2 separate regions of the Mus musculus genome follow, and region 1 is linked to region 2. Evidence: chromatin loops called from intact Hi-C (ENCODE). Cell type or tissue: heart. All regions are shown on one strand. Links, peaks and the distances in the headings refer to the core of each region. The heading gives the core; the rest is flanking DNA.

Region 1 (15,787 bases), core at 3,530-11,529, 640 kb before region 2:
AGAACAGGGAATCAGTGACTAGCAGGGTCTTAAATTTGTGTTGTTAAGAAATTATTGAGTATATAAAATTCCAGCTATGTTACTAAATCTCCAAGAAATGGAGTCTCAGAATGTTGGAAGTAGAAGAAGAAACGGGTAACACCCCCCCCCGACCACCCCCCCAACACACAAAAAAATATCTTCCAGTTTTATAAACTGAAGATTGTAAAGATTAGGGAACAGACTTGCACAGTGGTGATGTCAAGCCAGGGCACGAGCCCTGGTCTTCTAAATAAATATGCGTTACACGCAGCACTGTGTATATCTGAAGGGCATGCACATGCGCAGCAGCTGCAAGCTCCTGTTGTCGAGCAGCTGTGCTTCCTCAGAGTCGGAGGGTGAAATGAAGTCTCTTCCTTCGGTACTGCAGAAGTCTGTATTGTAATATTGCCTAGTATTAAAGCTTGCCTCTCTTTTCAGGGATTGCAAATATTCATTCTCTACACTGTTCGAACAAAAGTATTTCAGAGTGAAGCTTCCAAAATACTGAAGTCACTGTCATCATCCTTTGATAGAACGAAGCCAATGCCTTCGATAACCCCGCTGAAACTGCGTGTAAGGATGTACAATATGCTCAGGTCCCTACCATCCCTAAATGAACGCTTTAGGCTGCTGGAGCCATCTGGAATGACTGAGGAAACATCATTGTCTTGAAAGTGACCAAGCAAAATCAAGTGCCTAACAAGAGTTACCCATGATGGTCTTTTGATTCCAACTCATAAGAATTGTATCTGTTTATGTTATTCTCTAAGTGTCCTACAAGATCTTCCTGAATGCATGTTAAAGCTGTTTATTATCACAGGGAGAATGGATTTGGTAGCTTTTTGTGGTTTTTCACTATATTACTATGTGAGTCAAATGAAGAATCATACATATATATTAAGATGACCATAGTTACTAAGTTTGCATGACACACTTTGACAATTATGCAGAACTCACAACAAATTCTTTTACAATGAGAAAAAATATTACCTTCTAGAACACAGTGGCTCCTGATGAGTACAGGGAGTTGCTTACAGACATTAAACTTTTGCCAATGAATTGTTTGGCAACCAGTCTCCTCTTTAGGAAAAGGAGTTTTGTTTAAAAAGTGTTTTGTGTTTGCTAGGCCCCGGCCTAGTCTCACAAGAGACAGATGCTCACAGTCAGCTATTGGATGGAGCACAGGGCCCCCAATGGAGGAGCTAGAGAAAGTATCCAAGGAGATAAAGAGATCTGCAACCCTGTAGGTGCAACAACATTATGAACTAACCAGTACCCCGGAGCTCTTGACTCTAGCTGCATATGTATCAAAAGATGGCCTAGTTGGCCATCACTGGAAAGAGAGGCCCATTGGACACACAAACTTTATATGCCCCAGTACAGGGGAACGCCAGGGCCAAAAAGTGGGAGTGGGTGGGTAGGGGAGTGGGGGGGAGGGTATGGGGGACTTTTGGGATAGCATTGGAAATGTAATTGAGGAAAATACGTAATAAAAAAATATTTAAAAAAACAAACAAACATCTAAGAACTTAAAAAAAAAAGTGTTTTGTGACCAGAATAATCAACTCTGTAAGAAATGGATAGAGAGATAGATTAGTAGACTGCTAAACCTCTAGTTAGTTATGCATGTGCATGTATACACACACACACACATCCCTTTTAATATCTTTTTGCTTTGTTTTGTTTTTTTTGTTTTGTTTTTCGAGACAGGGTTTCCCTGTGTAGCCCTGGCTGTCCTGGAACTCACTTTGTAGACCAGGCTGGCCTCAAACTCAGAAATCTGCCTGCCTCTGCCTCCCAAGTGCTGGGATTAAAGGCGTGTGCCACCACCGCCAGGTTTAATATCTTTATATTATTGATGATTGATGAGATTCAAAATGAAAAGCTATACTCATAATCGCATGTATGGCTTTTAAAAGCTCTAGGTAGTCATAGAACACCAAACCTTGAAGTATGAAGAGAACCCCCTCTGAACTCAGGAGATGCCTTCTTTGAATTTTTGCTTTTTTGTCAGAAACCGGGCTTCTCCTGTGAGTGTACGAACTAAGGATCTAATAAATTTCATGTGATCTTAGCACAGGCTTCTCATGATTCACTAAAGACTGAATTCTTTTAACTTTTAAAATCTGTTTTATGGCTGCATATACCATGTGCATGCAGTGCCGGTGGAGGCCAGAAGAGAGGTCCAATCCCCTGGGACTGGAGTTATAGTTGTGAGTGGACATGCTGGTGCTAGGAATTGAACCTGGGTCCTCTGGAAGAGCATCCAGTGCTCTTAAATGAAAATCCTTCTCACCATTACGCAAAGAATGTACATTCTCACAGAAATGGTTGCAAATGACAATTGACAATTGGATTCTGAGGGAAGCCGAGACAAGCTTATTTAGTCTATAGTATAGATGAGACCTAATGAGAGAGTAGATAAAGTAAAGAGAAGTACAAAAGAAAACCAATTCTGAAAGGCCCATGCTCTAAGCAGTGTTTCAGTGCTACACTCAGATATGGGCTGGACAAAGAAAAATAGTAAGATGCAATTGACTCAAAATTTGATCAGATGAAAATATCCCTTAAGCCAAGCCCTGAAAAATATGAGGAAAATCAAAACAAACTATACTCAGCCAGAGGAGGATGTGATTTTTTTTCCCTTGGTGGCTAACGTTTCTGTGTTTTTATTATCTTTCGAGTATCCCAGTAAAATTCCATAAAATGTTCCTTTAAACATGCAAAGTCCACATGCAATTGTGGAGACTAATTCACATGAAACCCTGAAATCTGACCAGGAGAAGATCATTCCTTTGGTTTGAACTTTTACCCTGAGTGCTAGTCAGCAGTCTCATTTGGTGATATGAATCTAACTCAAATTTAGGTCAAAGGTTAAAGGGAATATGCTAACTTAATGTAAAGTCCAAGAGCCAAGTTGGCTTCAGATAACGTTTCTGTGTTCCGTTTTGTCTGAGGCAATACCAGGTTTTGTTTGTGATCCTGACTTGTGTATTAGCAATAGCTATTTTAAACATTCAAGTGCCCTGGCTTGAGACGTGAAATAAGTGCATGGTAACATGAACTCCAGGCCTAACTAGAACCCAGAATAGTGATAATGTGTCAGAATTCTATCCCCCCTGTCCTGTCTCTGTGTTTCTTTATCCTTGTTCTCAAATATGGCTATTGATTGGCATTGGCACTCCTAACCCTAAAGCCTTAAGATCTAACAAGAAGAGGGATTTCATTCCTCTTGGCAAACCGCTTGCCAAATCTTTCAGGATTTAATTCTCCTTACTCTTCCAGCAAAAGCAGAGGTGTTTAAAATAGAGGGACTCTAAGACTATTTTATGGTAATTAAAAAGGGAGGACCAAATGAGATGCACTATAGACAGCCACAAGGAAGCAAGGGGAGAAGATACTTCTTTTGAGCCAGAGACATGAACAAAACATGAAGGTATGAGCAGGAGCTGAAAACACCTCTCCTCAGTGGTCTGGGATTGAGACAGAGACAACCAGCTTTCCCTAGAAAAAGGGCAGAAAAGACTCTGGGCTGCCAGCCCCTCCTATGCAACAGGTTCTTAGCAAGTCTCACACTGGGTGCAATCAGCAAAAGTCAAGAAACAGGAGTCTATAGAGCACACAGGTAGCCCTCTGCAATAGAGTACAGTGGGCAGAGAGAGACAAGGAGGGCAAGCAGGTCCAGAGCTGCTATTGTCTACCCAGAACATATGCTTTGTGCTAGACATTTTGTGGTAGCCTGGGTCAAATACTCATTGTGAGGGAGAGATAAGGGATAATTTATTTGACAGATGCTTATTAAGCACTGTGAAGAATAGACAACTACATCACAGAAGGGATGCTGAGAGCAAACTTTAGAGGGCTACTACATCTGACAAAATACGAATATCTGCTGAGAAATGAGCCAGGCTAAGACTGGTCACTCGTTTTCCTCGTCTGAACTGTCTTTGAGTGGGATCATCCAGAGGGAGAATAGGATAAGAGTAAATACAGACTATAACATGTGGCTTTAAAAAGAAAACCAAAACAACGTATAGTAAGAAAGACTCGGAACTCATTTTCAAGCTGTTGAATATGAGCAGGTCCTACTCTACCCATTTTCTGGTTACCTCTGGGATGATAGTTCCTGGTGAGGTTTTTTTTTTTTTTTTTTTCCTTCTTTTCCTGCAGTGTCAAGAGAAACAAATCATCCGACCTTTGGATTTTCTTGCCTGCATCTTAACTGACAGTTGAAAGTTCACAACTCAACTGCCAGTCCCTTGCTCTTTCTCCTCCCATTTCCATCTTTAAGTTTATCTTGCTTCTTTGTTTTTTTCTCCCGTGTTTGTGTGGTGTTATTCATGACAGTAAAGCTAATGAATCCACATAACTATTGGTTTTTGGACGATTGAGTAAAGTAGTTTCAGCATATATGGGCACTTTTTACCTTGTGAGTTTGTAAGTAACTCATTGTAAATTAAAAATACCATAATAAAATGCATTTAATATGCCCAAAGTAGCAAGTGCTATAGCTTAGCCTACACAAACATGTGTAGACCCCTGACAGTTGGACAAAATCACATATCAGGGAGCTGGTTTCATAATAAGGTGCAGTTTACTGAATGCCATGTAATATACTGGGCAGTATCACTCATTTACTGTCATGATTGGGTGGCTGGCTGGGGGCTGTGGCTTGTGGCTGAAGCCCAACATTTTGAAATCATACTACATATTGCTCACCTAGAAAAAGATCAAATTTCAAAGTTGAAGTGTCATTCTACTAGATTCATACTGCTTTTGCACTATCACAAACTGAACCGTAGGTTGAATCCTCACAAATTGAAATTGTATATATTGTTTATATGGAGAGGTACTCAGCCTTAGGGAAGAAAGAAAGGCATGGCCATTTGCAGCAGTGTGGATTACTCTAAAGAACCCAGCTGCAGAAACACTGTCTATAATTGCAGGTCTATGTGGATTCTGAAATACAGCTGCACACAGGGTGAGAGTAGAATACTACCACCAACGATTGGGTGGTAGAGGAAAAGGTGGCTTGTTTCCTGCAAACTTCCAGCCTCACACTGGGTATGTTCTAGAACTCTACTGGACAGCAGCAGAGTCACTGTAACTAATAGTGGTGTACTGTATTCGCAACAGTGCTGAGGACACATTACATGATTTTGCACATGTATAGCCGTGAGGAGATGGCTATGTTAGCATGATCGTGATAGTTCTCAATATCATATTGTATACCTGAGATATGTAATTTGTACTTTATCCTTTATTACAGCTAGTGAATAGTCATCTTCACAAATATGTTTATAACAGCAAAATCCATAATGGTTTAATTTTAAACCATTGTCTACTTTTCTATATTCCCTAGAGTCCTTGTCTTAACTTTAACAGTTAATGAGATTGTATTATAATTTTACTTACCATTACATACTTATGTAGTCCTGCTAATAATATTAATAATAATAATCACATTGAAGTCCCCTGAAATTCTCATCTACTGAAGAAAATTTGGGCTTGTTCCTTTATGTAAAAAGAAAACATTTTATCTGGTTTTGACTATTAGGAATCAAACTTACTTTTGGACATGTTCTTGGCTAACATTTTATTTTCTCTTAAAATACTGCTTAGAGTCACTGGGTCACAGAGTAATTGTAATTTATTTTAAACCTGTATTTTTAAACACTTTATTAAATCAATAATAGCTAGCTGCATATGTATCAGAAGATGGCCAAGTTAGCCACCATTGGAAAGAGAGGCCCATTGGTCTTGCAAACTTTATATGCCCCAGTACAGGGGAACGCCAGGGGCAAGAAGTGGGAGTGGGTGGGTAGGGGAGTTGGGCGGGGGTATGGGGGACTTTTGGGATAGCATTGGAAATGTAAATGAAGAAAATACCTAATAAAAAATCAGTAAGAGCTGAGCTGTTTTCTAAGGAGGCTGAGTCATTTTACAGTGGCAACAGCAATACTTAGCAGTTTAGTGCTAACTTTTAAGGTTCTGATTATTCCAAAGGGTGTAAATAGTTATAATTCAGTTTTGGCCCATTGGTCATGTTTCTGAGTACCAGCTCTTAACTGAAGATGTGGAGTGTTTGTGTGTGTGTGTGTGTGTGTGTGTGTGTGTGTGTGTGTGTGTGCAGTAGAGGCAAGTAGGGCAGAGTGACATGATCCAATGCTTATCTCTTACAAGCTGTTCCCAGGGGCCTCTGGTACAGTTCCTATCTGTATAGTTTGGTACAGTTCCTATCTATCTGTATAGTTTCCCCAGTGGAACTTTGCTACATGCAGAGGTATGATCTTACAATTTGTTGGACTTTGGACTTTGTTTGCCATGAAACCATAATATTATAACTGAGACTTTCTGGACCTTGGTGATAATAAATGAAGATGAAACCCCCTACCCCCAACCACCCGGTACTCACTAGACAGCAATAGAGAAGGGATGTGTTCTAGACTGGGAGTTTAGATGACAGTTACAAGTCATGTGATTTGAGATAAGATCACAAGACATTATAAAGGAATAAGCAAGACAAGGAAAACTCTGAATTTCAGGCCACCACTAAAATTTGTGACTATGAAGGTAAGCTGAAATTATTAACAAAATAGTACCCCAGTTAAGTAGTGAATGAATATATTGTCCTGAAAGCAGACAAGCAACAGTACTAAAGTCCTTTCTGAGCACTGCTACAAAATCTACAACCTCTTCTTTCCAGATTATTCTGGTAATGAGATCTCTGTGTTTCTAGATGTAGATTTTTTTAATAAAAAGTATGCTCAAATTACATCTATAGGCATTGTATGGTTTTTGCACAGATACTATAGGGAACTGTATCCATGTCTAGGACATACGGTATTATAGAAAAGAACATAAAGGAACATAGCAAAAGAACAAATTATAAAGAAAGAAGTCTGTATGAGACCAGAGCACACATCTAAGCTTTCTTCCTGGACACACTTAATTTCTTCCAGCAACAAGTCCCTAAACCATGTGAATAGTCTGCCAGAAGTTACTTGTAAGACTTAGATTGTAGTGTTAGATTATACCACTCCACTTTGCTTTATTTATTTATTTTTCTTCTTCTTCTTGTTAAAGGAGATTACGGGACCCACTGGTTGCTGTGTACTAAGATTCCTGGCACCCAGATTGCAAGCAGATTGAAATGTGTTCAGCGTAAAATACATTTATTCAAACACTTTAGACACAAGGGATGGCTCTTAATAAAGAACAGTGGAAGCATTGTTGAATTCTAGTTGCTCAGACACTAGTCAGGGACCAATGTGTAAGCAGTCTTTTCAAGGGTGAGTCCAAGCCGTGTTTGCTCCTTTGTGACTGAGTCACCTCACTCAGGATGATAATTCTCAAGTTCCATCCATTTAAACACATCCAAAGCAAAAAGAAAACTGAATTTAGGCGAGTGTAGGGTATGGTCAAATCTCTATCCTATAAAAGCCTTCTTGAAGCCTCGGTTTTTACTATCCAAGTTTGTCTTTTGCACCGGTGGGTGTGCCCTCTAAACTCGGATCTTCCTAAATGTTTGGGTAGAGCTTAGCTGGGGAACTGACTCATCCTAGCACTCTTTCGGCAAAGCGTAGGCACTCAATCCTGAATGAATGAATGAATGAACGTGTAGAAAGAAGGCGGAAAAGGGGTTCGTTTTTTCCGAGATGTGACAGACTAGCGCGTAGTCACGACAGCCACAAAGCAACAAGACCCAAACCTTTCTGGACAGATGCCCCACTTCCCCCAGGCTCTCGTAGCAAACCCAGCCCTGCAGACTACGCCCCGCCCACCCAGCAGCCAGACTTAGGAAAGACTGGCTGCCCGGAAAACCGGAAGTGCTGGTAATTCCCTGCGCATGCGTGTCCGCCTCGGCTCGCACTTCCTACACTCGGTCATCCAGTGAGGAAGCCGGGCCGCTCACCCGACGCAGCGGGGTCTTCGCCCGCCCCGCCCCTCACCCACTGCGCATGCGTCCTGACTGGCTTGTGCGCCTGGAGGCGGGGCGCCAGGGCAGTTTTTTTTTTTCTCCCCTTCGCTCCCGCCCCTGCGCTTCCCACCTGCCACGTACGGGACCGTGGCTGTCGCTAGGCTCGTCGGGTGCGTGCGATTGGCCAGCTCTGCGCAGCCTGCAGCTCGGCGAGGCTCGGCGGACGGCGGCGGAGCGGACGGGGTTTGGAAGCCTCCTCTGCGACACCGAGTGAGCCCGCAGCGGCCGGGTCAGCTGAGGTGGACGGCCTCGGCAAGCGGGGTATGTCCGCCGGAGTGAGGCGCGCGTGGCGACTCAAGGAGGAGGTCGGGGGAACCGGGAGGGCCGCAGGGCTTCTGGAACCTCCCAGCGCCGGGTGGGAGGGTGGGGCTGGGGACCGTGGGAAGGGGCTGGGAGGGAGGGCGCAGGGCCCGGGTGAGGCGGACGAGCGGCCCGGCATGGGGGAGGGGCGGCTGGGAGGGAGGGAGGGAGGGGGAGGAGAGGGCGCCCGGCCCGGCCTGACCTGGAGGGCGTTTGGCCCCGCTGATACCCCAAGTCCTGTTCCCTCCGGCCCCAGAGAGTAGAGGGGAGCCTGGGGGTACCTCTTACGGAGGTCGAGAACCAGGGATCGAAGAAGCCTGGGGCGTTTGCTCGGTGCTTCACCCTCTAGAGCAACTTGGAAGGTGGAGGGTGAATCATGGAAGACATAGAAAGGGGGCTTGAGAAAGCCCAAAGCGTTTGTGCCTGATCCCCGGGAGTGGCTTGGACGTTGGAGCGTAGACCTGGAGTTAATCGGTAGATTGAGGACACAGAAAGGAGCCCCATTCGGTCGTACACTCCCGTGCTTAGTGTCCTCTTGGGGCCCTACCCAGTTTTACTGATTACAGTTGCCAACTTTTGTTAAGTTGCCGTCTCTGGGCACGGTAGGGAGAATTGTAGATAGGTAATCTCAAAGATTCTACCAAAGTAGCTTGTTAGGCTCCCTTCGCATGTGCAGAAAGTACGCCGCAGAGAAGAACTTGAGCTCACATAGCTACCAGTGAAAATGGTTACATTCTTGCCATATACACTGCGTGTCATACAGATTTTGAGACCCACTTACAGTTTTAGAATAATCAAGGTTCTTTAAAGAAAGAAAAGAAAAGAGAGAAAGAAAAAATAGAGAAGAAAAAGGAGCCAGTTGGTGGTGGTGCACTCAGGAGTCAGAGGCAGGTGGATTTCTGAGTTCGGGGCCAGCCTGGTCTACAGAACAGCCAAGGCTACCCAGAGAAATCCTGTCTTGGGGAGGCGGGGACAAGAAAAGAAAGAAGGGAAAAAGAAACTTGTTTAGAGGGTGGGCGTTTTAGAAGCTTCTGAAAGAGGGCCTCTTCTCAGGTTAAGCAACAGGTGCCTGAGGCTGAGGTATCCTAGTGCAGGGGCTATGTCCTTGGACACATCAGTGTATCCCAGTTACCAGGAATTTCTTGGATGAAGGTTAAGTTCCAGGTTGAGTCACTTCTGGACTTAGGAAGTAGTAAGACAGCAACGAGATGCATCAGAAAATGCATAGTGATCTTAACAGTAGTTCTAGGAACTCATTCATGTTAATCTCTACCTGCTTAGAGAAAGGCAGGACCAGAGTTGACAGCTGTGTGGACGAGGTTTTCTCTTGGGACAGGAAATAACGGTGGTGCCTGACATTGCTACACAAATGGACAACTTTTAGCTAAGACTGCAGGGAGGAAACTAGAAATGAAACTGGGCCACCCATGGTAGATGTTAAGGATATGTAATGTTAGCTTTTAGGTCCACTGGAGCTGAGTGCTTCCCAGTTCCATCAGAGGGCATATTAATTACCAAGTACATTTGTGCTGGAACTTGGTCTTACTTGGGAGTGTATCTTGATATGAGGTGCCCCTTCTGGCCAGGTAAAGAAGGTACTGTGAGATGGTTCTATGGTTCAGGAACTGAGAGTGTTCAGCTTTCTAAGCACCGGTCCTTAGTCTATATTGCTGACTTATATGGCCTATAGATAGAAGGCAGTAAATGCAGATTTATTGTAAGATCTTCATTCCTGTCAGACTATCAATGAAAGTATGAGATAGTTACTATCTTTCTAAACTTAATATGTTTTAGAGCCTGGGGTAGAGTAGATGTTATGTAAATGTTTTCTAAAGGTGGAGAACAAATTGGGCCAACAATGTAAGAGTTGGTTCTATAGAGGTGTCACGTCATCACAGCCATTAGAAGTCACCTGTGAGACTGATCAAACAAAACCCAACAGTGCTCTTTACATTAAGATAACTGTGGCATCCAGATTGTGGAACATTGTTCCACTTTGTTCTTCTGCTTTGACCTTGTAGTGAAGGGCTGTTTTCATTTGAGGGATAGTTAGACGCAAAGACTAGATAGAGCGTTTATGTGAGGACTACTGGGAGGTTTATATTTAATATTCATGATATAAGCTAGGACTCATGAAAAACAATTCAAGATGAATAGTTTGGTGATTTGGTGAGGGATTTTCCACATTAAAGGGGCGGGGGTGAAAATGGAGGTTCAGTAAGTTTTAGGGAAGGAGACAGAAAGCTGGCAATAGTGAAAGTTCAGGAATGAAAGCAGAGTAGCCTGTGGGAGGTTCAGGACAGCTTAAATGGTGCTCTTGGTCATTTACTTGGAACAGGTAAAAAGAGTAGGAACATTCTGTGTCTATAGATAAGCATGTTAAGGAATTACTTGGCCTTGCAGAAAAACAAATATTAACCCATTACTTGATCCTAAATATGCACTTTTATAGTAGTAATTTGAATTACTAAAAGTCTTAAGGTTCAGAATTAGGATTATAAATTCATAGGACAATCATATTGAATAACCTGAAATGAGATAATAATAAGAAAAACCCATGAGGGGAAAATTCTGTAGCAAGCCAGTATCAAATAGCTACTTTTACCATTTAAAAAAATACATTTTTTTAACGTGGTACCAAGTATTTATGGAACCCAAAGCCTTATGCATACTAAGCAAGCACTGTACCACAGATCAATGTCCTTTTTTAGAGTCTGGTAGCCTGGACTGATCGATCGATCAATTATTTATTTATTTATTTATGGTTTTCCTAGGCAGGGTTTCTCTGTGCAGCCCTGGCTGTCCTGGAACTCACTTTGTAGACTAGGCTGGCCTTGAACTCAGAAATCCACCTGCCTCTTCCTCTCAAGTGCTGAGATTAAAGGTGTGCGCCACCACGGCCCGGTGCCTGGACTGATCTTGAACTTTGTAGTTGAGGCTGGCCTGAGTTCCTGATCCTGTCCATCCTATACTTAGTTCTCTTCTTTTTAAAATAAAGAATGCATGGCTGGGGAGATAGATGGCCAAGCTATTAGCAGCAGTACTACTTTTGAAGAGGACCCGAGTTCAGTTTTCAAATCAGAGGTCTCACAACCACCCATGGTTCCAGCTCCTGATGATCCAACTCTGGCCTCCTGGGGCACCTGCACACAGAAATAAAATAAATCTTAAAAAAATAATAGGAGAATACAGTCTAATCATACACACCCATTTTGATTGGAGGTAATGTGGGTTGACAGGTTAATGGAGTTGTGTTGCTTGATCATGGATAGTTGTTCAAAAGCCCAGGAGAATACTACTCATTTGCCCTTTTTCTTTGAGTTTCCAAAATAGGAAATTAGAAAAAATACTCTTGAGATTTTATTTAGGAAAATATAGGTTCTAATTTCATGTTCATACATGCTTCCTCTCCCAGGTTAACATTAGAGTTGCAAGTTAATAATTTTGTAGCCATTGTCCATTTGAATAACTACTATGTACAAGGCTTCTTCTGCAATCTAGAAAGATAACAAAAGCACAGCTTTAAAAAGTCACATAGTGTTTAGGGCTTTGAAGAAAAATAAAGCAGGGAGAGAAGACAGTGATGAGGTGCATTTTAAGTTAGATTGTTAGGGAAACCTCTAGAAGATACATAATTAGCAATCTGGTTCCAGTGAGGGGTGTGAAAGACTTGAAGGCAAAGGACAGAGTAAACACAAAGCCTTCAGTTGGGAGGTGATCTAAAACTGGTATAGCAGGTGCGAGTAAGGCAGAGAAGTAGAAAATGCCGGAGGTTGGGTCATTTGTACGTTTTTCTATGGGAATTCATTGGAAGGTTCTAAGCATAATGACATTAGATTTTACTTAAGAACAAACGTCTGGTTTGTTGATTCAGTGAAAGTGGGTGGAGGTAATAAGCAGATCATTTGAGACATTTTGAAATAAAGCAGACAAAGTAGGGAATTGGTTTCAATATTGGTACTGAAGATGCCAAATTGGATGGATTACCAGAACACTTTAAAGGTGGTGGTGACACCAGGTTTGCTGACACTTTAGATGTGAGGTGTGAGAAGAGGGAAGCAAGGCCTTCTTGAAGAGTTGCCACTAACAGATGTGAAAGCCTTAGGAGAGGCAACTTTGGGGTAGAAGTCAGGAATTTATTTTTAGACAGATGGTATTGTCAGCTAACTAGTTAAAATAATATAATACATAAAATAGAAATTACATTAGTAATAAAACACTTCCCAGACCATTTATGTGTCAATGAGAGGCACTATTTTTAAGGGGCACAATTTCTTAACATTCTAATAGTTCTGCTTTGATCAGTTTTTTTCCCCTAGAGTTGTATATATAGAGCATCCTGGACTCCACAATGAACGGACAGTTGGACCTAAGTGGGAAGCTGATTATCAAAGCTCAACTTGGGGAAGATATCCGACGAATTCCCATTCATAATGAAGACATTACTTACGATGAATTAGTGCTAATGATGCAGCGAGTATTCAGAGGAAAGCTTCTGAGTAATGATGAAGTTACAATAAAGTATAAGGATGAAGGTAAGCTTTTAAGGTATTAAGTACTATACATGTTCTTTCACCCATTCCCCCACCCCCCAGTAGACTAATTCTCCATTTCCCCTAGCCATTTTATTTTACCTACTATTTGTATAGTTCATACAATTCCTTTGTATGTTAAAAATGTAATTGATTAGTAGAAGGGAGTGTCTGACATTTTCACATGTGTTTTTCAAATACTTTTCTTCTGCTCAGATTTCCACATGTATGTTCAGATTTGAAAGGGATTCTGATACTATATTGAATGGAAAAGGAATTTCTTTACCAACTGTGATGTTTGTATATGCTTGGCCCAGGGAGTGTCATTATTAGGAGATGTGGCCTTGTTGGAATAGGTGTGTCACTGTGGGCATGGGCTTAAGACCCTCACCCTAGCTGCCTGGAAGTCAGCTCCTCCTGCACCATGCCTGCCTAGTGCTGCCATGTTCCTACCTTGATGATAATGGAATAACCTCTGAACCTGTAAGCCAGTCCCAATTCTTATAAGAATTGCCTTGGTCATGGTATCTGTTCACAGCAGTCAAACCCTAAGGCAGAAGTTGGTACCAGGGACTGGGGTATTCTTGTGATAGGCCTGACCATGCATCTGTTTGGAAAAATGTGGATTGGGGGACTTTGGATTTGGAAAGCAGTAGAATGCTTTAAGTGGGGCTTAATGGGCCATCCTGGTAGGAATATGGAAGACTTTGTTGCTGAGGGTGATTTGAACTGTGGAAGCCTGGTAGTAGAAGTTTTAGAGGAGAATTTTAATACATGAACCAGAGACTATTTTCTTGATATTTTGGTGAAGAATGTGGCTGCTTTTTGCCGTTATCTGAAGAGTATACCCAAGGCCAAGGTAGGGAGATTTATATTAATTGCATTGACAAAGGAAGTCTCAAAAAAGCCCAAGAGAGACTTTGTTCTCTGGTTAAGTCTCATGAAGAGCATTTTGAACAAGAGTAGCAAGCTTAGAAAGGAAAAATAGAAAACATATGGTTCAGGTATTAAAGGGGTACCAAGAAGTGAAATGAAGCTAAGTACTATTTTCAAGGGTATTAAATTGAATTAAGGGAGTAGTGATCTTGGGGCAAGATCGCACCCAGATAAGTTAAGATCCAGGCATGGTAGCACAAGCCTTTAATCCCAGGAGCCTAAGACAAACAGATCTCTTGAGTTCAATTCCAGCCTAGAACAAAGCAAGTTCTAGGTGAAGAGAAACTTAAATCCAGGCTTGGTGGACCACACCTTTAATCCCAATGTTTAGAAGACACACATGTAGATCTCTTGAGTTCATAGTCAGTTTATGGAGCAAATTCCAGGACAGCCAAGCTTAGGCAGTGAAGGAGTTGGAAAACAAAGCTAGTGATAATGTAATAGAGCAAGGGAGCCATATTCTAGCTCCAGCAGCAGCAGAACTCGGCAGCTTCAGCCTTGTGGCTCTGAGGGAGGACTTTAGAGTCCAGAATAGAAGGCATTACTGGGACAATTGATTCTGGTTAGGTAGAGCTAAGAAATTAGTGGTGATTAAGAAGAGACCAGCATCACTGAGGTGAAATCTTCTGGGGAGTGTTTTCTGAGAGCACAAAGAAGCTGTGTTCCAGAGATAGCCAAGGTTGTAACTCCTGCAGCAGCTGTACTTGGTATTGTGTAAGAGTCACCCGCTTTTTGAAGCATGAAGTGGTCATGGAGAGCAGCTAAGCTCAGCATTGTGAGAGGCCATGGAAGGCCATTGGTAAAGGTGCAGCCTCAGTTGCAGTTGATGGCCTAGGACTGAAGGAGTCATGAAAAGGATTTGAGGCTTGGCAGTTGGTGAAGCCTAGTTGCCCCAGAAGAATCCAGTGTATTGGAGATGCCAGTACCATGGGATGCTCACCAAGAGCAGCAGCAGCAGTGGAGTGGGGTCAACCTGAGCTTAGAGTGCTACAGAGGACAGAGCTGGAGAACCGATACCAGCCCTTTGGAGGAGCCCAGAATGTCATGTGTGGATCCCAGACATTGAAACAAGAACCTGTAATACTGAAGTTGCCTTGGATACCCCATGATTTTCCATATGCCAGAGCCATAGAATACCTGCTGAGGAATGCTGCTAGCAGGGAGTGAAACCACCCTAGGAGAAGGAAGTTTGTTGTAGTCAACAAAGTTAAAAAAGGAGTTGGAGATCTGAAGACCACCTTTGATATCAGGCATGGAGATGTAGTTTGGACTTTGTCCAGCTGGTTTCCTGTCTTGATTTAAGGATTACAGTTAAGTGATTGGATGAATCGCAGAAGAGACCTTGAACTTTGGACTGTTAACACTGTTGAGAGTGCTATAGACTATGTGGACTTTGGAAGTTGGACGAAATGTATTTTGCATTATGGTATGGGTAGGTATGGCCTCCATAGATTCACGTGTTTGAACAAGCTCATGGGGGCTAGGGAGTGGAATGTGATGTATATGCTTAGCTCAGGAGGTTGCTCTATTAGGTGTGGCCTTGTTAGAATAGGTGTGTCATTGTAGGCATGGACTGAAGACCCTCACCCTAGCTGCCTGGAAATCAGTATTATGTTAGCAGCCTTCAGATGAAGATGTAGAACTCTCAGCTCCTCCTGTATCATGCCTGCCTGGATGCTGCCATGTTCCTGCCTTGATGATAATAGAATGAACCTCTGAACCTGTAAGCCAGCCCCTTATAAGAGTTGCCTTGGTCATGTTGTCTGTTCACAGCAGTAAAACCCTAAGACACCAACCAAATACAGGAAAGCTGGCTTAAACAAAGGCAGATGTCTCTCTGTATCTCTTTATTCTTTTTTTCTTCTTCCTTTGGCAGGTTCTTACTATGTAGTCCAATACTGACATGGAACTTGAGGTTAACTACACCTGGCCAGATGTCTTTATTGCAGGAGTTATTGGTGTTCATTATGTTAATATACATTGTCAATTTATAATATGCAATGCTCTTGGGCTCATT
Region 2 (15,787 bases), core at 4,521-12,520:
ACACTACTTCTGTTTTTAAAAGCACAGAAACCTGAATTCAATCCCAAGAATTCACATTAAACATATGTGTATGAATAAATATAAATATGTGTATTTGTGTGTGTGTGTGTGTGTGTGTGTGTGTGTGTGTGTGTGGTAGCTCACACTTAAAATCCTAGCACTGGAGAGGTGGAAATCCACAAATCTCTGGGGTTCACTGAGCAGTCAACCTTGCCTACTTCTCAAATTCCAAAACAGCAAGAGATCCTGTTGGGGGCGTCGAGAGTTGGGGAGCAGGAGGAGAAAGGACACTTGAGGCTGCCCTCCACATGCATGCCTGCACATGCCCTTGACACATGCACATACATGTTCTCCGCACATGCACTCACATACAAATGAATACACATACAAATGCATACACATATACACACAAGGGAACACAGGAGCCAATCTGAAAAATACCCTATTGCCAAAACTGCAAAACTTTGACCAACAAAATCATCAACAGTAGATTATAATAAACAGAATAAGTATCTGAGAAGAACTTGATATAAATAAATGGAAAAGGGACAGCTCTCTTTCACAGAAAAAATTCTCATTAACCAAACACACACACACACACACATCCTTTCAGGTTGAAGAATAGTCTATAAAGTATTATCTAGTTCTTTTCCAAAGTGTCATGGCTATAAAAGCAACAATACTAAAGAAATGTGATAATCAGACACAGAAATTAAAAAGGTATAACAAGTAAAGGAAATGAAGAATCTTGGAATGGATCTATAGGTTAAAGTATCAGATCAAGGCTAATTTCTTATTTTTTGACATTCATACTCTCATTATATAAGATATTAACATCAGAATAAACTGAACAAATAGTACACAGGAATTCTGTCCTATTTCTATAACTTTTCTGAGTCACAAGTTATTTGAAAATAAAAATGTCATCCTAAAGAGTATGGAAAGGGGGTGTGGCTTTGGTGGCAAAGTATATCCTCAGCATTTTCAAAGCCCTGGGTTCCATCCTCAACACTGTGAAAACCGAGAAAGGGTAAAGGAGGAACAGGCAGGGAACTCAGGGAAGAGAATCTGACAATGATGTATTAACTTAGTATTATGGATATATTTCCTAGGCTAGCCTCAAACTTCTGGACACAGGAAACCCTCCTCCATCAGGTGCGGTGTCAAATAAATTTAATCCTAGCATTTGGGAGGCAGAGGCTGTCTCTGTGAATTTGAGGCCAGCCTAATCTACATAGAGAATTCCACGCCAGACAGGATTACACAGTGAGACTCTTAATCAAAAAAATAAAATAATGGGGCTGGAGAGATGGCTCAGCTGTTAAGCGTACTGACTGCTCTTCCAGAGGTCCTGAGTTCAAATCCCAGCAACCACATGGTGGCTCACAACCATCTGTAATGGGATCTGATGCCCTTTTCTGGTGTGTCTGAAGACAGCGACAGTGTACTCACATACATGAAATAAATTTTTAAAATCTTTAAAAAATCGTATTAGTAACGATAATGAGGATGATGAAGGAAAAGAGAGAAAGCGATTATTACAAAGAACTACTGGAACTTATTCTCTCTCAGCTCATCTTCAGCCTGTTTGCTCTTCTATTTTCTTTTTTTTTTTTTTTTTTTTTGGTTTTTTGAGACAGGGTTTCTCTGTGTAACCCTGGCTGTCCTGGAACTCACTCTGTAGACCAGGCTGGCCTCGAACTCAGAAATTTGCCTGCCTCTGCCTCCCAAGTGCTGGGATTAAAGGCGTGTCTTTTTTTTTTTTTTTCTTTTGGTGCTCTTCTACTTTCTGTCAAAAGCTGAAGCTGAACAAGGCTCTCAAGAGAAAATGAACAAATGCCAATGGCTCTCCAATACCGTGAACAAAATACATTTATTTTCTTTTACTCACTGAGCTATCTCACTGGCTCAGCACTTCTTTTCTTTACAAATTACTAGGCTCGGGTATCCTGATATAGTAACAAAAAATGAACTGGTTATGACAGTTTCTGATCTAGCAATATTAAAATACACACACACACACACATACATACATACACACATATATGGATAGATAGACAGACAGACAGACAGTTAGATCGCTCACCCAACTTAATCTAAATCAAACACTTTAAATGGAGAAAGCACCCCCTGCAAATTTTAAGTCAACTAATGAAAACAAATACCTAAAATAACATTCTTTAGATGGTTCTCTAAAGCACTCCTGACTCCCTCCCATCACCCTCCTCTGCCAAATGCTACAACTGCCTAACACAAAGAATGTTCTAAATTAAGGCTAAACATGTAGCCAGAAATAGTACTGAGTGACTTAACTTCAGCACTCTGGAGGCAGCTGATCTCTGTGGGTTTGAGGCAACCTGGTCTACATAGTCAGTTCGAGAACAGCCAGAGCTACATTGTAAAACCCTGTCTCAAAATAAAAGGGTGCATGAAAGAAAAAATTTATCTAATAAATAATTAATATTTATTATGTAAATCAGGTTATTCCTACATTTAAATCACAAAATGCTAGGGGGTCACTTTTTTTAAAAGATGACTTTAAAAACGTGTTATATAAGTAGAAATTAGTAATTGCTCTTGCTAGCTTTGTCTTATACAGAATAAGTAAATAATTTTTTTAATTATACATCCTGATATAGGTGATCCTAGTACTTAGAAGGCAGAACAGAAGAATAATTTTCAGCTTTATAGTGTGTTCAAGGCTACCCTGTGCTACATGAAATGCTGTTTCAAGAAAATAAAACATAGGGCTGGAGAGATAGCCCAGTGGTCCAGAGCACTACCTGCTCATCCAGAGGACCTGGGTTCAATTCCCAGCACCCATATAGCAGCTCACACCTGTCTATAATTCCTATTCCTGAGGACCCACCCAACACCCTCACACAGACATACATGCAAACAAAATACCAATGCACAGGAAATACAAAGAAATTTAGAGAAAGAAAGAAAGAAAGAAAGAAAGAAAGAAAGAAAGAAAGAAAGAAAGAAAGAAAGAAAGAAAACAGACAGACAGACAGGCAAGGAAGTGCAGGGTCTGGAGAAGTGGCTCACAGGAGGCTAAGAGCACCAGCTGCCCTTCCAGAGGACTCAGGTTCAATTCCCAGCACCCACATGGTGGCTCAGTCACACCATCTCTAACTCTAGTCCCAAGAGATCCAACACCATCCTTTAGCCTCCGCAGGCACCAATCAAGTATGTGATGCACAGACATACATAGAAGCAAAGTACCCATACACATAAAAATTAATTAATTAATTGGTTAGTTAAAAAACCTAAACTAAACAAAAACAAGGTATCATTTTCAGTTATATCAGGAATATAACTCTTCTAAATCTAAATTATTAATAAATGAACATTAGACATGGCATTCATTCACCAAAGAAACACTGAACTATGCTTTATATAAAATCTAAAATGAGCACTGGAAGGTATACTGATTACCATGTAATAACTTAAGTCTCATAAAGTTCCGTGTTCCAACCTCAGTTAGTCAGAACACAGAATTTTACCTAAAACACTGACTAAAGTTTTACAGTATACTGTAATTACACTAAAATGAGACTAGCACAATGGTATTGGTATCAGTAACTTTGAAGACATGAACACATGAACACATACCTTCTGTAAATCAGCTGGTGATGACTTTTTCCGTTTTCCCTCTGTAACAATCTCTACAAAAATGAAAGACGTAATAAAAATCATTACTTAATATCTAAATGACAGAATTTAATGAACAGGATCCTTTTATATATACCACGTATTTAAAATTGTTTGTTATGCTTATAATACACTGATATGTTCTGTAGATCCTAAAGGGCTATGCCTAAAGACCAAAAAATCTGTCATGTGTCAGTGTAACAGACAGTCACAAAAGTCTCCAGCATGAGGATAATTTAGAAGAACTAAACAGAAATTTCCTCATACCCATGGTAGAATCAGATGATTGGGCAAATGCTCGTGATAGAGAGCAGAGGTGACATTATCTAGAAGTTGGCAGTATTCTACAAAAAGATTTCCTTTCTCTCTCTTACACACACACACACACACACACACACACACACACACACACACACAAAGCCACACAACGCTGCATAAATGGAAACACTTTAACTCTTTACTCATCAGTGTTTTCAGACTTCCTGTGGGTTTTACTTATATGAATTCTCTCAATCAGCAAATAATTTGCTTAATACTATCATGTGCCACTCATCTCGGGTATAATGAGCACGCCTTTAATCCTAGCACTCAGAAGGAAGAGCCATGTGGGTTTCTGTGATTTCAAGGCCAGCCTGGTGGTCTACATACCAAGTTCCCAGACAGCCAAAGCTAATGGTAAGATCCTATTCAATAAATAAATAAATAAATAAATAAATAAATAACTGTAACCTACCAAATTATATAGCAGACTTCATAATAAAAACTGCATACATATGCATATGTATATACATAACACCAAGACATCTACTTGTGGCATATTACTATAATTTGGCAAGAAAATTTTTGTCACAATAAATGATGGAGAAGCAATCTTTTGTTTGTATGTTTGAGTACATGTATGTAATGGACATGTAGGGTGCAATCAGGCAGGTACATATGCAAGCTGCACATCTCTGAGTATGTAGGGAAAACAGAAGACATCAGGTGTTCTGCGTATCAATCGCTGCCTTACTAGAAACAAGGTCTCCTTCACTGAACCTCCAGGTTCAGCCAGCAGCCAATGGGCCCACTACCCTTCAGTCTCTATCCACCACAAGCGCTAGGATTACAGAAGCCTACAGCTACACTAGTCTTCCGAAGGATGTTGTAGATTTGAACTTAAGAGATCCACCTGCCTCTGCCTCCCAGGTTCTGGGATTAAACGTGTGTGCCACCACACCCAGCTTTACCCAACTTCTGAAATAGAAACCTCTCATTCCACATGATGTCCTTGGCCCTGAACCCTTCCCTTGATTCCACCTCCTGTCACATCACTTTACCCTACGTTAAACTAAACTTATTCTTCTGCTTCCTCCTTCTGCTTAGTATCATTAGATTCATTATCAACTTTAGTATCCCCAACCCCCGAAAACTCACATTTCTTTTTCTTCTCAAGAAAGGGTTTCCCTATATAGCCCTGGCTGTCCTGAAATTCGCTCTGCAGACCAGGCTGGCCTCGAGCTCAGAACCTGCCTGCCTCTGCCTCCCCAGTGCTGGGATCAAAGTGTGCACCACCATGGCTGGCTGCAAACTCACATTTAAAACTCTGAAATTAGTTACGTCCTTTATTCAACCCAACATAACCTCCTATTCTTGAGCTCAGATTTCTAAAACTCCATTTTCATAATACCTCACCTATTTCACCACAAGCCATGACTGCAATAGTAACTTCTCAAACTGTATCTGGATTTGTCTTCCTCCCACTTTCCCCGTCATCAAATCTCCTCCATGCCCCTCTCCCAGCACCTCACCCTAACTACAGTTTGCCTGATACATCGTTAACCATCATCTTCTCCGCTGACCTTTCCTAGTCTTTTCTTTCTAGCCCTGACTCCCTACTCCAACTGTGTACTTCCCCTCCTCTCACTTTCTCAGCTTATTCCTGTGGCCTACCTCCTCCCATCCCTTAGCTCCTTCAGGCTCTTCAAATCTGCCTTCTCCTATTGCTGTTGGACCACATTCACCAGGAAAAGTAACCTCTATGGGCAAATCCCTTACATGACTTTCTCTGAAATGCTAACATTCCACTCTCCTCCTAACCCTACTCCTAGTTTACCTGCTTGCCAATGTCTATTTTCTCCATTTGCAAATTATCTGACCTTGTTTTGTTTTGGGGTTTTTTGTTGTTGTTGTTGTTTTGGGTTGTTTGCTTTTGCTTTTTTTTTTGGTTTGTATGTTTGTTTGTTTGTTTGTTTGGGTTTCTCTCTAATGTAGGCCTAGCTGGCCTAGAACTTGCTATATAGAACAGGCTGGCTTTGAAGTCACATGGTGCTGGAATTAAAGACGTGTGCCACCATGCCTAACTCTTTACACTTTCTCTGGACAATCCTACTTACTTCAACTGCCTTAGGTATCGTCTTGGAAAAGAATACAGATTCACCATAATTAGTTGCAGCTTTTTAATTTGAATTTAATTGTAGTCCATTACTTTTGAGGAAGAGGCCAGTGCAGGACTTTCCCTGAGGTCCTGATGCACAGAGAAGGAACTTAGTCCCTCATCTATAACAGGTACATGCTCTGCAAGGCCAGTAATGGCCAGGGCCTTGGAGGAGCTGCTGTTTTCCAGATCCTGAGAACCCAACTTTTCCCTTCCAAAGCCAGTGAGCACTTGGTCTGTGATGAACTTGAGATATCTTGTGTTCTCTTTGTGAAAAATTGCTTGATTAGTTTCTTGCAAACTGTCCCATTATGATAGTTTTCTGCTGACTCTGCCATTTTCCCCTACAAACTGTATGTAAGATGCTGTACTTCTTGATAAACTTGTTTGGCATTAAGAAATAGCTTGTGTAAGACCTGATCCCTGCTTCCCTATCTTATCTTCTCATCCCCTGGTTATCGCCCTTAGGATCCAGGCACTAAAGAACAACTTGCTGGTCCAGGTCACATTATACTTCTAATACTACAAACAGATATCACCTGGACCAACTGATGCATGTTAGGAAAATATATAATAGGACACTAAGCCCTCAAGAAGAAATCAGGATGCACTCAGCTACATTTCCATTTATTTATTGGGGGCTGGAGGATTCATACATATTGCAGGGCTCATGTGGAGGTCGGAAGACAATGCTCAGTTGTCTCTCTCTCACCACCAAGTGAATTCTTGTATCCGTTTCGTCAGGAAGCACCTTTACCCACCTACCATCTACCAGTCCTCACAGCCAATTTCTTTCTTTTTTATGTTTTTAATTTAAATGGAATTATATCCATTTCTCCCCTTCCTCTCCTCCTTTCAGCCCCTCTCCGCTACCCTCGCTTGAAAGCCACTTTCTTCATGAGCCACAATGCACAAGAGCACACAAAGAATTTAGAAACCCTGAAGGTAGTTTGGTTTTTGGTTTTAAACCCAAACTAGTTATTTTTTAGCCATGTAACTCTTTTTTTCCACAAAGTATGGAAAATTAACATAAAATGGCAGTAAAAGATATTAAAGATATAGATACTGTATTTAGGACCAGAATTTTAATCCTGGTCCTGTTTCTAACACTAGCTCTTACTACAGATGCTTATGACTCTTAAATCCTAGTTTCATCCATAAATCAAAAATAATAGGTCACTTGAAAGGGTTTTTGAAAGAATGAAAGTTTGTCAGGCCAAGAGTGCAGAAGGTGCAGTCCAGCAATGTCATCTTCAGACACTTGCAAACAAGATCTCAGAGCTGAGCTCGGTGAGTACGTGAAGAGGAAGACAGTGTTGGACCACTGGTTTTGATGAGTACATGAATCTCAGGTGATGAAGAAGAGATTTACTCTAAAACAAAGTCAAGAAAACAACGGGGCCGGACAGTGGTGGCGCACGCCCTTAATCCCAGGATTTGGGAGGCAGAGGCAGGAGGATTTCTGAGTCCAAAGCCAGCCTGGTCTACAGAGTGAGTTCCAGGACAGCCAGGGCTACACAGAGAAACCCCATCTCAAATACCAAAAAAAAAAAAAAGAAAAGAAAAAAAAGAAAACAACTGGGTCATGCTAAAAGGAGGTGATATTACTATGCTACAAACTGTTTCCAGGGACAGGAGCCATGGCTCAGCAGTTAAGTACACTAACTGCTCATGCACAGGGCATAGGTTTGATTGCCAGCACCAACATGGCGGCTCACAACTATAGTCCAGTTCCAAAGGCTCTGATGTCCTCTCCTGATCACCACAAGCACCAGGAGCATGCATGGTTCACATGTGTGCATGCAGGAAAAATACTCATAGACATAAAATCAAATATATAAATCAAAACTAAAATATTTGAAGATGGGGATGGTGGCGCACTCCTTTATTCTGAGTGTCCAGGAGGCAAAGGCGGGCAGATCTCTGAGCGTGAGACCATCCTGTTCTGCAGAACAAGTGCCAGGACAGCATACTTCTGTTAATATCTATGTGAAAAGTCAAATATACTATTAAGTAATTTCCTTAATGTTCATATTACACAACTAGAAGCATACTGGGGGGAGCTAGAAAACTAGATTTCTGAATGGTTCTGATAACACATCCTCTGCAGAAAGGCCATTTCCAAAGGAGAGTCATGAAAAAAAAAAAATTCTCTACACGAACACCAACAATTTTTATGAATCCGGGGTCTTAATCTCAAAATTCACCCAAAAAGATCTTTCCCAGCGATATAGTTAACATAAATAACTGTGTGTTTTCAGACCAACCACTTTTTAACTCTCAAAGTTCCTTTTTTGTTTGTTTTTTGTTTTTAAAGATTTCTTTATTTGTTATATGAAAGTACACTGTAGCTGTTTTCAGACACCCCAGAAGAGGGCATCAGATTCCATTACAGGTGGTCGTGAGCCACCATGTGGTTGCTGGGAATTGAACTCAGGACCTTCAGATGAGCAGTCAGTGCTCTTAACCACTGAGCCATCTCTCCAGCCCTTCAAAAAAGCATATTTCTAAAAAGCATATCCATCAAATAAACTATAATAAGTGAATATAACCGGGTGAGGGGCACAGATTCTGCCAACGGATAGAAAAGGCTAATATCTTAATATAACACACTAACACGTATAAATGCACCAAGCTGAGATGGAACGTATTTATTAAGAAGGAACTGTGCATCTTAAACTGAGATTATGATCACACCTGAAGTTCTCCATCCAAAAACTCCCAAATGATACTAGATACTGCATTTTTCTAGTATGTCAATTTTACTTGACCCCAGGGAGCAGGAATATTAAAACAAAAACTCATCAGTAGAGACATGCATATAAAAACACCTTTATGTCTTGCATAAATATGATTTCAAAGGCAAAGAACAGCTAGTATCTTTAAAATACGCAGTGGGAAAAGGCTAGGCGTGGTAGCAACACACCTAAAATCCTAGCACGGGAAAAGTCTGACGCAGGAGACCCCTGAGCTCCAAGGCTGCAAGAGGACGACCATTCCTCAAAAAAAAAAAAAAAAAGACAAAAATATTGATAAAATTGATTGCATATGAAGAGATCTTGGGAGTTCAACTCTGTCAAACCGAGTCCTCAGAGATCTGTGCTCATAGCCTTAAGAGCTTTAGACACATTGCCACCGGGCATACCTAAATAGATTTGGAACTGCTGAGTCTAACTCTACCAAAATAAACCGTATAATGAGAAAGTTTACAATGGGTTGAGCTCAGTTGGTAGTGGTGCAAGCCTTTAACACCCCAGGACATGGGAGGCAAAAGCAGGCATATCTCTGAGTTGGGAGGCCAGCCAGGTCTACAAATTGAGTTCCAGGATAGCCAGGAGTACACAGAGAAACTCTGTCTCAAAAAAACAGAAAGAGGAAAAAGTGGGGGGGGGTCGCCTGTAACCCCACCATTCAGAAGAGGTAATCAGGGGGAATAGGAATATGACCCCATCTTGAGTTACACAGGGAGACCTTTTCTCAAAAACAGAAAAAGAAAAGAAAACAAAAACAACTCAATGAATTCATCGACACTGTTTTATGTACTAGACAGTGCATTTCTATGCACACGGGAGCTGACTCCAGGAATTAAGAGGTGCACTTAACAGATGAGATGGATAACAATAACTTGTCGACGGGGCGGAGCTCTATCTCAATTTTATACAAAACTTAAAAGAGGTTCTTGAGTTTCAAGTCTTAAAACAATTCCAAAAAATGGGCTGAGATAAAAAAACAAAAACAAAAACACAACAACAACAAAAAACCCGGCTTCAAATCCTTTGACTTTCGAATCACTTTTGGAAGATGCTGGAGGCTGGAAAAGAAAAACGCTATTAAACGAGCCTGTCGGACGAGAGGGACAGCAGGAGTATTTTATTTACTCGAGGCGCTGCGGGGCGACCGACAAGCCCCGCCTTCCTCGCTTGCAGCTTCTCTGATCTGCCAAAGGAAGGAGGGAAGCCGGCCAGGCGAGGGGTCAAAGGATCAGAAAGGAGAGTGACATCTTGTGCGGGGAAGGTGGGAGCGAAAGTGAACGCGGGTGCAATTGCGAGGAAGGCGTGGCAGGACAGCGGCTATAGCCAGCAGAGAAGACCGCTGGACCGAAGACAATCAAGGAGCGTGTCCCGGGAGGAGGGAGCATACCAAAGGGGTGCAGAAGGGGCAGGCGGCCGAGGCTTTTCGACAGCTGCGGGCGCCCCCCCCCCCTCCAGCTCTCCATTATGCGCGCCCCCGCCGCTCCCTCCCTCCCTCCCTTCCTCTCTCCCTCCCTCTCTCCCTTCCTCTCTCCCTCCCTCTCTCCCTCCCCACCGCGCCGCGGAGCCGCCGCCAGCCGCGCAGGTACAATGGTCGGCTCGGCCCTCGCGCCGGCTCTCCTCACCTGATGAAGCTCGCCGACGCCCAGGCCTGGCCCTGTCCATCTTCTCCTCCGCCGGCTCCTCCAGTCCCACTTCCAGGCGCTGTCACCTCAGGACCCCTCGGGCTGGGGAAGGGAGGGGGAGGGGAAGAGAGAAAGCCAGAAGTGAGATTCGCGCTTGCGCACTAGTCGTCGCCTCCCCCCCCCCCGACCGGAAGTCCCTTGCCCCTCCCACCTCTGCCAGAGGTAGCGCTTCCTGGGCCTTGTTTAGCCTGCGAGCCTATCGTTCTGTCGTTGGTTAGGCGAAGGGGACTTACCCCACGAGGGTCCCTAAGGAAAAACTTGATTCACGATTTTTTAACCCGTTGACTTTAAAATAAAATTTGAGTTGACAAAAATTACAGATACCGAGTACCTCTGCTTTTATGCCTTTTGAACGAAATTACCCCCCAAAATATGAGAAGCTACTGTCTGTGGTATTTCTAGCTATTTGTCCTCAAGAAGGCTACTCAAACTTAGAAACAAGGACAGCAAAATGTAGTTGTTCCTGTTGTTTGATGTAAGAAATAAACAAATATGAGTCTTTTCTATCAAAAACTATAAAGCCTGTGTTTGGTACTGTTAGGCCTCAGGATCCAAAATAACAGTCGTGGCCCAGCACTTAGATCTCTGATAGATAAAGGCTAGCATTTGTTTCCCTTGCCTAGGAGATGGGGCAGATGGCTCCTCGTTGACATATACCTGTGGTTGCATATCAAAGCCCCAAAGTCCCCATCCACAAATACCCCTACCCCAGCCTCCTGGCCTCTCACCTTCCCTACTCCTGCAGATGCTAAGCACCAGGCTGTCCCAGAGCTCCACTCTCTGGGGCCAAGGATTCTTCCCCTGCACCTGCCATCTGTTACTGTCTCACCATCCCCACGCTTCTCTCTCTCTGCTCTTCCTGCGCCCCCTCCCACACAGGAGCAAGAAACTCACATCTTTTTTTCTCCCCCACCTTGTATGACATTTAGACACGTTGTAATCTTCCCACCCAGTTGGAGCCAGGAATGTTATGTATTCCCCTTCTCATTTCCTGTGTGCTAATTCTTTTCAAAATAGCCACTAGAATTAAGACTATAACATGCTTGACCCAGGGAATGACACTATTAGGAGGTGTGGCCTCTTGCAGTAGGTATGTCACTGTGGGTGTGGGCTTCAAGACCCTGGTCCTTGTTCTGTTAGTAAAAAGATAAGGGAGAGGAAGAGTATGTTTGGTGGCTGTGCAGTCAGGTGTGGGAGATGGGGTGCCTCCACCAGCCCATGCTGAGCCATCCCTTCCCCCATAGAGTTTATTGAGTAGACACCGGCCATGAGCACCATGAGGACATGGGGAGAGATGGGGGAGGGGAATGGGGAGACAGGCAGAAGGAGCAAGAGGACAGAGCAGGAGCAAGAAGGCAACAGAGCAGAAGAGAGAGGGAAGGTGGCCAACAGCCCCTTTTATAGTCAGTCGGGCACACCTAGTTGTTGCCAGGTAACTGTGGGGTACAGCCTAGACAAAATGCTAACAGTTCTAGCTGCCAATCTTCTGTTTGCCTTTGGAACAAGATGTAGAACTCTCAGCTCTTCCTATGCCATGCCTGCCTGGACACTGCCATGATCCCCCCCCCCCTTGATGATAATGGACTGAACCTCTGAACCTGTAAGCCAGCCCCAATTAAATGTTGTCCTTTATAAGAATTGTCTTGGCCAGGCAGTGGTGCTACATGTCTTTAATCCCAGCACTTGGGAGGCAGAGGCAGGTGGATTTCTGAGTTCGAGGCCAGCCTGGTCTACAGAGTGAGTTCCAGGACAGCCAGGGCTACACAGAGAAACCCTGTCTCGAAAAAAAAAAAAAAAAGAAGAAGAAGAAGAAGAAGAAGAAGAAGAGGAGGAGGAGGAGGAGGAGGAGGAGGAGGAGGAGCGGCCTTGGTCATGGTATCTATTCACAGCAGTAAAATCCTAAAATATTCTCAGAGCCCCCCACCCAGGAAAGACACAGGTCACCACCTGAATTACAATATAAATCAAATTCACTTCCTTTCTCAGTGTTTGCTCTTCTGAGCACATCCTCCTCATGAAGTCAAGTTTGCCTTGTTTAAACATTTCAATTGGAATGGTGGTCTCTTTTGTTACTATCTAGCCCATTTCTAACATTTGGCTCTATAGTGAGACACTGGATGCTAAATCCACTCCAGTAGTGACAAACACGACAGGCCCTGAAAACCTGGGCGCTGTCCCGAGGCGAAAAGTTCACAGAAACTTAGTCTCCTGGAATTAGGGCATCCTGTATAACGAATGCTCCCATGTCCTTGCTTTAGTTGGTAAGCGGATCTGTGTGCTTTCCCTTAATATTGAGGAACCAGAGTAGATACTTAGAACTATAGATAGCTGAGTTACACCCATATACAAGTATTTACAATGACCTAGGGAGAAGGTGGACTATACAATAGACTAGAATAGAAACTACGGCAAGGGCATGGAAGCCCTCGCCCCTGGCTTCTAAGTTTAAGCTGACTTTAGGTGGGGCTGCTGTTGATCCCAGTTGTTAACATTGAATTTTATCCCAGTTGGTTCCTGCCAGTCCTTCCATGTTTGCATTCCTCTGTTTTATGTAAGAATCCAGTAACCTCATTGTCACTTAACTTCCCTATTTTCTTCTGTATAAAAAGTTTGATGCTTGATTTGACAAATTACCTTCAGATCCACACCCCCTTGTGTCGTGTCTGTTGTCTTGTCTGTTTGTCACCCCAATTCCCGCCGACTCTATGCCCATCTGCTGGAACCCCTGATTCCCACTGAATCAGGAAGGTTTGAAATCAGGATTGAAGAGGACCCACTGGACCCACTCCGTGGCAACTGGAAAGCAAGAAGGTAGGAGGAGGAGGATAAAATAATACTGGAATGTTCCAAGCCAGAGGGTACAACAGAAATACTTGAGTCTTAATATCACGTTTCAAGCCAGGCATACTCAGACCAGCCAGGGCTGCACATTTCCCGGTCCTTCATCCTTTTGAAGTGTGCAATTCAATGACCTTTTTTCTTTCCTTACATCACACCAAACAGAGACATCACACCATTATATGGTAACTCCCTAAAACTCTTCCCTCCCTGACCTATAGCTGCAGTTAAAACAAAAAACAAAAAAAAAAAAAAAAAAAAAAAACAGGTTTCTGGAAGCCACAACAGACTAGGATTAGCTACACAGCTTAATTCACAATTAAAAAGATATAGGATGGTAAGTGAATGAGAAAGAGAAAAAGATAAAGAAAAACTAAAGGAAAGGATATGACTGCTCCTAGGGATGGTAGAGGAGAACGTTTATTATAGACAAAAGGGAGAGCATAGCCAGAGGCAGACACATCTGGGAGAGCCCAAAATGGTCTTTGAATGAAATGTAAAGTAGTGACCAGGAGAGGGGGTGCCTTTGGCAGGCCTGTGCCAAGGTGTACCCCTGAGAAATTACACCATGCAACAGATCTGCTGCAAAAGAGGTTTACTGGGGGAGGGGAGAGGAATTCGGACCTGGGGAAAGGGTAGAGGCAGAGAGAGAGAGAAAGAGAGAGAGAGAGAGAGAGAGAGAGAGAGAGAGGGAGGGAGGGAGGGAGGGAGAGGAGAGAGAGCTGTGGGTGGGCAGGCACAAGGTGGCTCACCCAGAGAACAGAGAGGGAATGCAGAGAGAGAGCTTTGGGGTGGCTGTTGGTGCTTTTATCTGCAGTGCACACCTGGCACACATGGCAATGGCAGTAGATGATAAGCAGCTGCTAGGTCTCTGGCCAGTGGAATTGCCTGCCACTAACAGTTATGACCCTGAGCAATGTGGGAAGAGGAGGAGAAGAGAGAGGGATGAGAGGGGAACCAGGTACAGCAGCCAGGTCAAAAGTACAAAAAGAGGAAGGTAATCAAAAAGTCTGGATTACGTGGGAAAGAGCCTCTGGGAAAAGCAGCCCAGTCCCCTGCTGTTCGGGGCAGGGGGTGGGGCTATACTGTGCATCAGCTAGGGGTTGAGGAATGCTGGAAGAACCTGGAGTCTTTGTGTTTGGGGATACTGATATGAACTTCACAGTGAAGGAGAGAAAGAACTGGGGCCGAAGTAAGAGTGTGCATAGAAAAGCCATCCTCCTGGCCAAGGTGTGGTCCTCCTGCCACCTTTCTCTGAGCTCAAAGTTAACAATAGCTTTACACTGTCTTTGCCTGGGAGGAGCAATCTGGTTCCTGCATGACAACCTGTTCCAGAATATGACCTCTGGCATAAATAACGGCTCTCAGTTTGTGGGTGATCTTTCTTGCCTATTGGACTTTCTGTTGTCAGAGTTTAAGGTGACTGCAGATTTAAGACAATTATTTGTTGTAACCTCCCCCCACAAGCCTGAAGCAGGCTGAGCCAGACCTTGACTTTGCTTACCACTAAGGAGATCACCTAGGGTGGAGCCTGACTCCCTGGATCACTCTACTATTCTGCCACTGCTGCTGCTCCTACCTGCTGGGAGTCAGCCTAGCTGTCTACATCTGATCCTACACATGGTCACCTCCAGTTTAGCAGGAATGGGCCTCCCCTCTCCTTTATAAAGCGTGTCCGCCATTAAAAATTTGAACCTTGAGCAGACTAGCTTGTCTTGGTTCCATTATTTCTCTACCTGCCTAGATTCCCTCTTCTCTTCCAGTTCCAAGATGCCTCCCAGGCTCGAACGGGACATGAGAGCCGCAGGCCGGCCCCAACAATTTGTCTTTGTGTCTTCAGCAGTAAAGGGAAACAATCTCTACATAGACAATTCTTGATTCATAAACATTTCTAGATTCAGGGATAATCAAGAGTCCCAAAGTAAAAGAGATAGATCCAGAGTAAAGACAGATGCCAGGCTTTGCTCCTGGTTTCAGTTACCCTACGGGCCCAGGTAAAGAGTTAATTCTTTCTTATATTTTTGGTTGTGAGCCTAGCCTTTAACGGCTGAGCCATCTCTTCAGCCCGAGTTAATTCTTTCTAGCAGCTTTGACAGGCCTGCCATAGTCCACGCCAACTTCTGTCTGCTTTCTATCTGTATAAATGTGTCAGTCTACTGCCAAGTCTTCTTTGACTGGTTTATATCATTTAACATAATGTTATCAAAGTCCATTCATGTCCTGGTATTTATTAGAAGATAGGTTGGTTTTATGAGTGGATGATACTAGAGCTCCAGCTTTGAACTCTTAACAGATTATTTGGGTCATGAGGACTCATTTCAGTACTATAGGAATTTGAAGTTGGGCTTTTTTTGTTGTTGTTGTTGTTGTTGTTGTTTTTGGTTTTTTTTTGTTTTTTTTTGTTTTTTTGTTTTTTTTTTTTTTGTTTTGTTTTGTTTTTT

What was found. Peaks named below come from ENCODE experiments on the same cell type or tissue, not always from the same donor. Only the 100,000 strongest peaks of a DNase experiment are listed, where the experiment ranks them.
Region 1: a loop joins it to region 2, with 3.0 times the contacts of the local background. A loop is called at or near these places in 2 of 42 quality-filtered maps.

What each region holds. Positions count from the first base shown.
Region 1 is chr16:56,709,661-56,725,447 of GRCm38, reverse strand. It overlaps Tfg (Trk-fused gene), which reads left to right and starts at 7,998. Exons shown (of 8, transcript NM_019678.3): 1 at 7,998-8,263; 2 at 12,608-12,837. The coding sequence starts at 12,654. Adgrg7 (adhesion G protein-coupled receptor G7) reads left to right here. Exons shown (of 16, transcript NM_172825.3): 16 at 460-839. The coding sequence ends at 693. In heart, for the core only: no CTCF peak of the experiment used is centred there; a DNase peak (open chromatin) is centred at 7,887; H3K4me3 peaks cover 2,932 bases; H3K27ac peaks cover 2,529 bases.
Region 2 is chr16:56,070,240-56,086,026 of GRCm38, reverse strand. It overlaps Senp7 (SUMO1/sentrin specific peptidase 7), which reads right to left and starts at 10,623. Exons shown (of 24, transcript NM_025483.4): 1 at 10,449-10,623; 2 at 3,619-3,671. The coding sequence starts at 10,488. In heart, for the core only: a CTCF peak has its summit at 8,430 (motif pointing right); DNase peaks (open chromatin) are centred at 10,076 and 10,406; H3K4me3 peaks cover 1,887 bases; H3K27ac peaks cover 2,905 bases.